Regions from separate parts of the Mus musculus genome. Here region 2 is linked to region 1. The links are chromatin loops, found by intact Hi-C in ENCODE. Cell type or tissue: left cerebral cortex. All regions are shown on one strand. Each heading gives the region's core, and the rest is flanking DNA. Links, peaks and the distances in the headings are about the cores only.

Region 1 (2,932 bases), core at 294-2,793:
ACATTTTTTCAGGTGCTTCTCAGCCCTTCGGTATTCCTCAGTTGAATTCTTTGTTTAGCTCTGTACCCAATTTTTAATGGGGTTATTTGAATTTCTGGAGTCCAGCTTCTTGAGCTCTTTGTATATATTGGATACTAGTCCCCTATCAGATTTAGGATTGGTAAAAATCCTTTCCCAATATGTTGGTGGCATTTTTGTTTTATTGACAGTGTGTTTTGCCTTACAGAAGCTTTGAAATTTTATGAGGCCCCATTTGTTGATTCTTGATCTTACAGTCCAAGCCATTGCTGTTCTATTCAGGAAGTTTTCCCCTGTGTCCATATCTTCGAGGCTTTTCCCCACTTTCTCCTGTATAAATTTCAGTGTCTCTGGTTTTATGTGGAGTTCTTTGATCGACTTAGACTTGAGATTTGTACAAGGAGCTAAGAATGGATCAATTCGCATTAGATGCTGAGAAAGCATTTGACAAAATCCAATACCCCTTCATGATAAAAATTTTGGAAAGATCAGGAATTCAAGGCCCCTATCTAAACATAATCAAAGCCATATATAGCAAACCAGTAGCCAACATCAAACTAAATGGAGAGAAACGCAAAGGAATCCCACTAAAATCAGGGACCAGAGAAGGATATCCACTTTCTCTCTACGTATTCAATATAGTACTTGAAGTCCTTGCTAGAGCAATTCTACAACAAAAGGAGATCAAGGGGATACAAATTAGAAAGGAAGAAGTCAAAATATCACTATTTGCAGATGAGATGATATGATAGGATATATAAGTGACCCTAAAAATTCCACCTTAGAACTCCTAAACCTGATAAACAGCTTCAGTGCAGTAGCTGGATATAAAATTCACTCAAACAAATCAGTGGCCTTTCTCTACACAAAGGATAGACGGACTGAGAAAGAAAAATCGAGAAACAACACCCTTCACAATAGTCACAAATAATATAAAATACTTAGGTGTGACTCTAACTAAGGAAGTGAAAGATCTGTATGATAAGAAACTTCAAGTCTCTGAAGAAAGAAATTAAAGAAGATCTCAGAAGATGGAAAGATCTCCCATGCTCATGGATTGGCAGGATCAATATAGTAAAAATGGCTATCCTGCCAAAAGCAATCTTCAGATTCAATGCAATTCCCATCAAAATTCCAACTCAATTCTTCACTGAGTTAGAAAGGGCAATTTGCAAATTCATTTGGAATAACAAAAAAACCTAGTATAGCAAAAATTATTCTCAACAATAAAAGAACCTCTGGTGGAATTACCATGTCTGACCTCAACCTGTACTACAAAGCAATTGTGATAAAACCTGCATGGTACTGGTACAGCGACAGACAAGTAGATCAGTGTAATAGAATTGAAGACCCAGAAATGAATCCACACACCTATGGTCACTTGATCTTTGACAAGGGAGCTAAAAACCATCCAGTGGAAAAAAGGCAGCATTTTCAACAAGAGGTGCTGGCACAACTGGCGGTTATCATGTAAATAGTTATTCTTATACCTGCAGATTACTGCAGGTCTCACTGTTCACGGAAAAGCTGTCTTGTATATGGAGCTTATCATAGAAGGCCACAACTGTTCAACATGTGGAGAATATGGGACTCTATTAATTCTGAAGGAAAAAGACAAATACACTACAGTAAATTTTGTCACATTCCTTAGCATGAAACTAGTGGCTCATTTTAAAGTACTGAGCAATGCTCTCCATGTGTTTGTTGGATTTAACTCAGCTATTTTTCCTGAGTGCTATGAGGAGAAGGATGCTGCTACTGATGTCACAGTAAGAGCTTTAGGGAAGCCCCTGTGACATCAAGATAAACAGGTGTTCATGGGATCTTTCTCATTGCTTGTTGTACAGAAGGATCCTAAACTGCCATCAGTCATAAAATGGGACAATTTCAATAACATAATAGAAATGTGGTCTTTCTGAAAGTGAGCTGAGAACTATAAACTCAAAAGAAACAAGTACAGATAACTGAGGCACACTAACTGAAATGCACCACCTTGCGTATTTAACCTGTGTGTGTGTGTGTGTGTGTGTGTGTGTGTGTGTGTGTGTGTGTGTGTGTGTGTGTGTGTTTTGCAGGGAGCGGGTGCGGGTGAATAAGGTATAGCTGTCTTTGCTGATGTAAATGCTTATTTATCATGAATTGTAACATTTATATAGGACTTAAATTATATATATGATAGTTATATATCAAATCTAAATATATAAATATATATAAATACATATTTGTTCTTCAGATGTTACAGATGTTGTCTTTACTATTAGTGCTTTTTGACTTAGGCAAATTCATTTAAAAATGGCTATACAAGGAAATGCCTTCATGTTTACCCTCATGAATTTATTTATTCTGTGCCTTTCTTTTTATTTTTTTGCCTTTGTAGATGGATTCAGATTTTCTCATCTGACATATCCTTTAGCATCTTTCTTTTCATCTATGGGAGTCAAGGTCTTCTGGTAATGACTAAGCTCAGCAATTTTTAGAATTGTAAAATATCTTTCTGTCAGCTTGCTTTTAAAGGGTTATATATCTTTGATCAAATTGTCTGATCCACTCGTCTAATGTGCTGTTCCTCAGAAGGAATCTGCTCTCCTTGTCTTTCCTTCTGTAAGTGGGTTGTTCTCAGGAACTTCTTTAAACACGCTTCTCCTTGTCACTGACTTCAAAGTTTGCCAGGATAGCCTTCAGAACAAGCAGTCCATGATTTTTGCGGTTGAGTTGCTTGAATTTTGGAAACTGTCAGTTTGAGTTTTTATCAAATATGAGAAATAATTGCATATCAATGGAAATAAGTGGATTTTCTGTTCTCTGTTTTTATTTGCGGGGATTCAGTTGCATGTGTTTCATTTTCCAGCTACCTTCAAATTGTCCTCTTCACCATGGTAACCAGACAGTGCTCTTTGATGAGCCTTCTCTGTAA
Region 2 (2,932 bases), core at 292-2,791, 120 kb after region 1:
CTTATTTGTTTTAACAGAACCAAGCAAATATAATTCTCTGTGGTCCTTTGATATGTATATGTCATACTTGCTGTTCTGCCTATATATTCCCTTGAAGTTGGCTAATGGCTCCTCCTATATTTACCATTAGCAGAATTATGAATCTTTGATTTCAGTAGCTTTATAGTTTGTTAAACATTCACAAACATGTATAATTATTGAATTATAATGACTTGTATTCCACTAGCAGATATTCCTACTTACGTGTCCCAGCTAGTTCTTAAAACCCACCCACAATCCCTAGATACTGAAGCTCTGCCTATCTCAAGAAATTCATTTTGTACAAAAATAAATGTGTAAATCAGAAAAAATAATATTTAAGTAGTGTAGTTTATTTGTAATTAGTACATTAGTTGTTCAAATGTTCTGAAAACATCAAAATGTCAAGTTCTCACCTAGTAAATGTCATACCCTTACCTGCTTCTGAGGTTCAAATTTCATGTGAGGATTTCATAAGTAATAGGACATCCTTATCATAAGGATTTAGAATTTATTTTGAGAAACTTAAACTAATAACCATGATAGTATTATTTAACAACCTAGAATGGATCCGATTTTAGCTAGAATGCACTTACTCTATAGTTCAAATATGATATATGATGGGCACCATGGTATTACAGATAAAAATAACTTAGCATGTATTTTAAAACAAATCCTTGAAGATAGGTCGATGGACTTCCATTTCTATTGGGAAAACAAGCAAGAAGACACATTTTTCAAAAAAGCATTCTAGCTAACCACAGCATTAGGAATAACCTCTGAAGAACAGCTTGTAAAGAAAGCAGATAATGTGTGAGATTTGAAAATCACTTGATTAAGCAGCTGATTAACCAAAAAGCATTTGCCCGACTTCACAGGGAACTTCCTTGTTGTGGTTTTCCAGTAAGCAGTTTCAAATGATCATAGGAAGTACATAACTTCAGTTCTATTGGTCAAATGTGATCATCCAGGTAAACCAGTTGCCTGCCCCTGGAAGCCACAAAACAGGCACTGTAGGACTTCCTGGTGAGTTTGTTGGTGTGTTCACACTGCAGGATTACAGCCAGATCCCATGGCCATTATATCCTTTCTTTTGCTTAATTTGAAGTTTTCTTTTAGCAAATCAATGGAATGGATTTTGTAGCAATATTCCTTGCCACCCCTGCCACAGCATTTTAAAAGATGGAATATTTAATGGATGATGCTATAGAACATCTGGTGACTGACACAGAACAGCAGCACTATCCTGTGACACATGTATCTCTGGTGCTGGGAAGGGTTGATATACTTGCAAATTGTATTTGATTTGGGCTCAAAGATGATACATTACACAGGTGGTATAATTATACAGTGTAGAGTACAGAGATAATTCTTTTAGTGTTTGAAAGGTTGCTCTATAAAAAAATTACATAGCTTTGCCAGGAAGTTGTATCTTTCTTTAGCAGTACATGAAAAATGTGGGAGGTGAAAATTCTCAAAGTGATTCATTTCTCTGGCAGCAGAAAAAAATATGGCTACACTCTGTCCTTTTGGAAGTGATTATTCTACCTGTATTTTTCTCTATATGTTTTAAATTAAACTATTTTGTAGCTACATTTTCACTGTCTTACCACAAGGCACTGATCTATTAAAGTAGAACCTATACTTGTATAAACACTTTGAAAAGTTGCCATGGACAGTTGGGAGATGCTAATTTGAAAACACTGTAATCTATAAAGGCATCAACAAACTTGGCCCATATCATCATGTACAAAAGCTTACAGACATTTTCTTCTTTAAGATTTATTTATTTATATGAGTACACTACACTGAACTTGTCTTCAGATGCACCAGAAGAGAGCATCAGATCCCATTACAGACAGTTTTGAGCCAACATGTTGTTGCTGGGAATTGAACTCAGGACCTCTAGAAGAGCAGTGAGTGCTCTTAACTGCTGAGCCATCTCTCCAGCCCCAGACATTTTCTATAACCTCATCTGATTGAGACACTCTTAAAGACCAACTCTCAGATAATGCAGTTAATTTCAGTGTACCTCCCTTGCACTGGATACTATCAATGCAGAGGGGGGAAAGAAATACAAGCAGGAAGAAAAGGAAAAAATAGACAAGTTAGTGAAAGAGAAAGAAAAAAAAATTGACATAAATCTCTCAGAAAGTAGAGCATACAAAGAAATAAAAGAAAGAAAAAAAGGATACAAATTAGTATCTCTGATTAAAAATTAGCATACACACCTACTGTGTTTTAGAACTGCTCACATGTTAAAGGGCTCTTCCATGAACGTTGAAATATATGTAGAATCCTCCAAAGACCTGTACCTAAATGACTAGAGGAAGTCAAAATCTTCATATTACCCATGTATCCTTGGACTTAAATTCTGGTTCATCAGTGGCATTGTTTCATGAAGGAAGGAAAGGTGACTGAGTAAAAAGGAGCAAGGAAGACCAGTAAGATCAATAGGTAGTGATGGCCGAGACCCAGGTACATAGTGATTGCTCATGAATAAACAATTGTTGGTATGTATGAACAGATATCTGTAAGAAGTATCAGGAGGACCTGTATGCTTACCAGGGGAAGAGTGTGATAATGCTCCTCCTATTCTTTACCCAAGTGAAATAAGATTGACTGTATCTTGATTCAGTTCCATTTACTGTACTGTTACTCACATCCTCCTCATCTGTGCACCAGCAGGATTTCATACAGTGGATTACACTTTCCTTTCAATGGATAATGAGTCAATGGATAACGCCATGAGAGGCTCTGAAATATAGTGTATGTTGTTCTGTATTCTTACCTTTTCATATCATAATGTTGGCTGTCATATGGAAGGAAACAGAATTAGGATATCTCCATTCATTCTGTTTTGGTAAATGGTGAGGCGAAGTAGGATAGGAAAGATGAAGTGAAAAACAACTTG

What was found. Hi-C counts contacts between places; a loop is a spot of excess contacts. Peaks named below come from ENCODE experiments on the same cell type or tissue, not always from the same donor. Only the 100,000 strongest peaks of a DNase experiment are listed, where the experiment ranks them.
Region 2: a loop joins it to region 1, with 2.4 times the contacts of the local background. A loop is called at or near these places in 4 of 42 quality-filtered maps.

What each region holds. Positions count from the first base shown.
Region 1 is chr3:80,668,667-80,671,598 of GRCm38, reverse strand. No RefSeq gene overlaps it. Among named protein-coding and RNA genes, the nearest start is that of Gria2, 130 kb to the left of the region's middle. In left cerebral cortex, for the core only: no CTCF peak of the experiment used is centred there; DNase peaks (open chromatin) are centred at 1,392 and 2,788.
Region 2 is chr3:80,544,910-80,547,841 of GRCm38, reverse strand. No RefSeq gene overlaps it. Among named protein-coding and RNA genes, the nearest start is that of Gria2, 260 kb to the left of the region's middle. In left cerebral cortex, for the core only: CTCF peaks have their summits at 1,607 and 1,810; a DNase peak (open chromatin) is centred at 1,480; H3K27ac peaks cover 1,986 bases.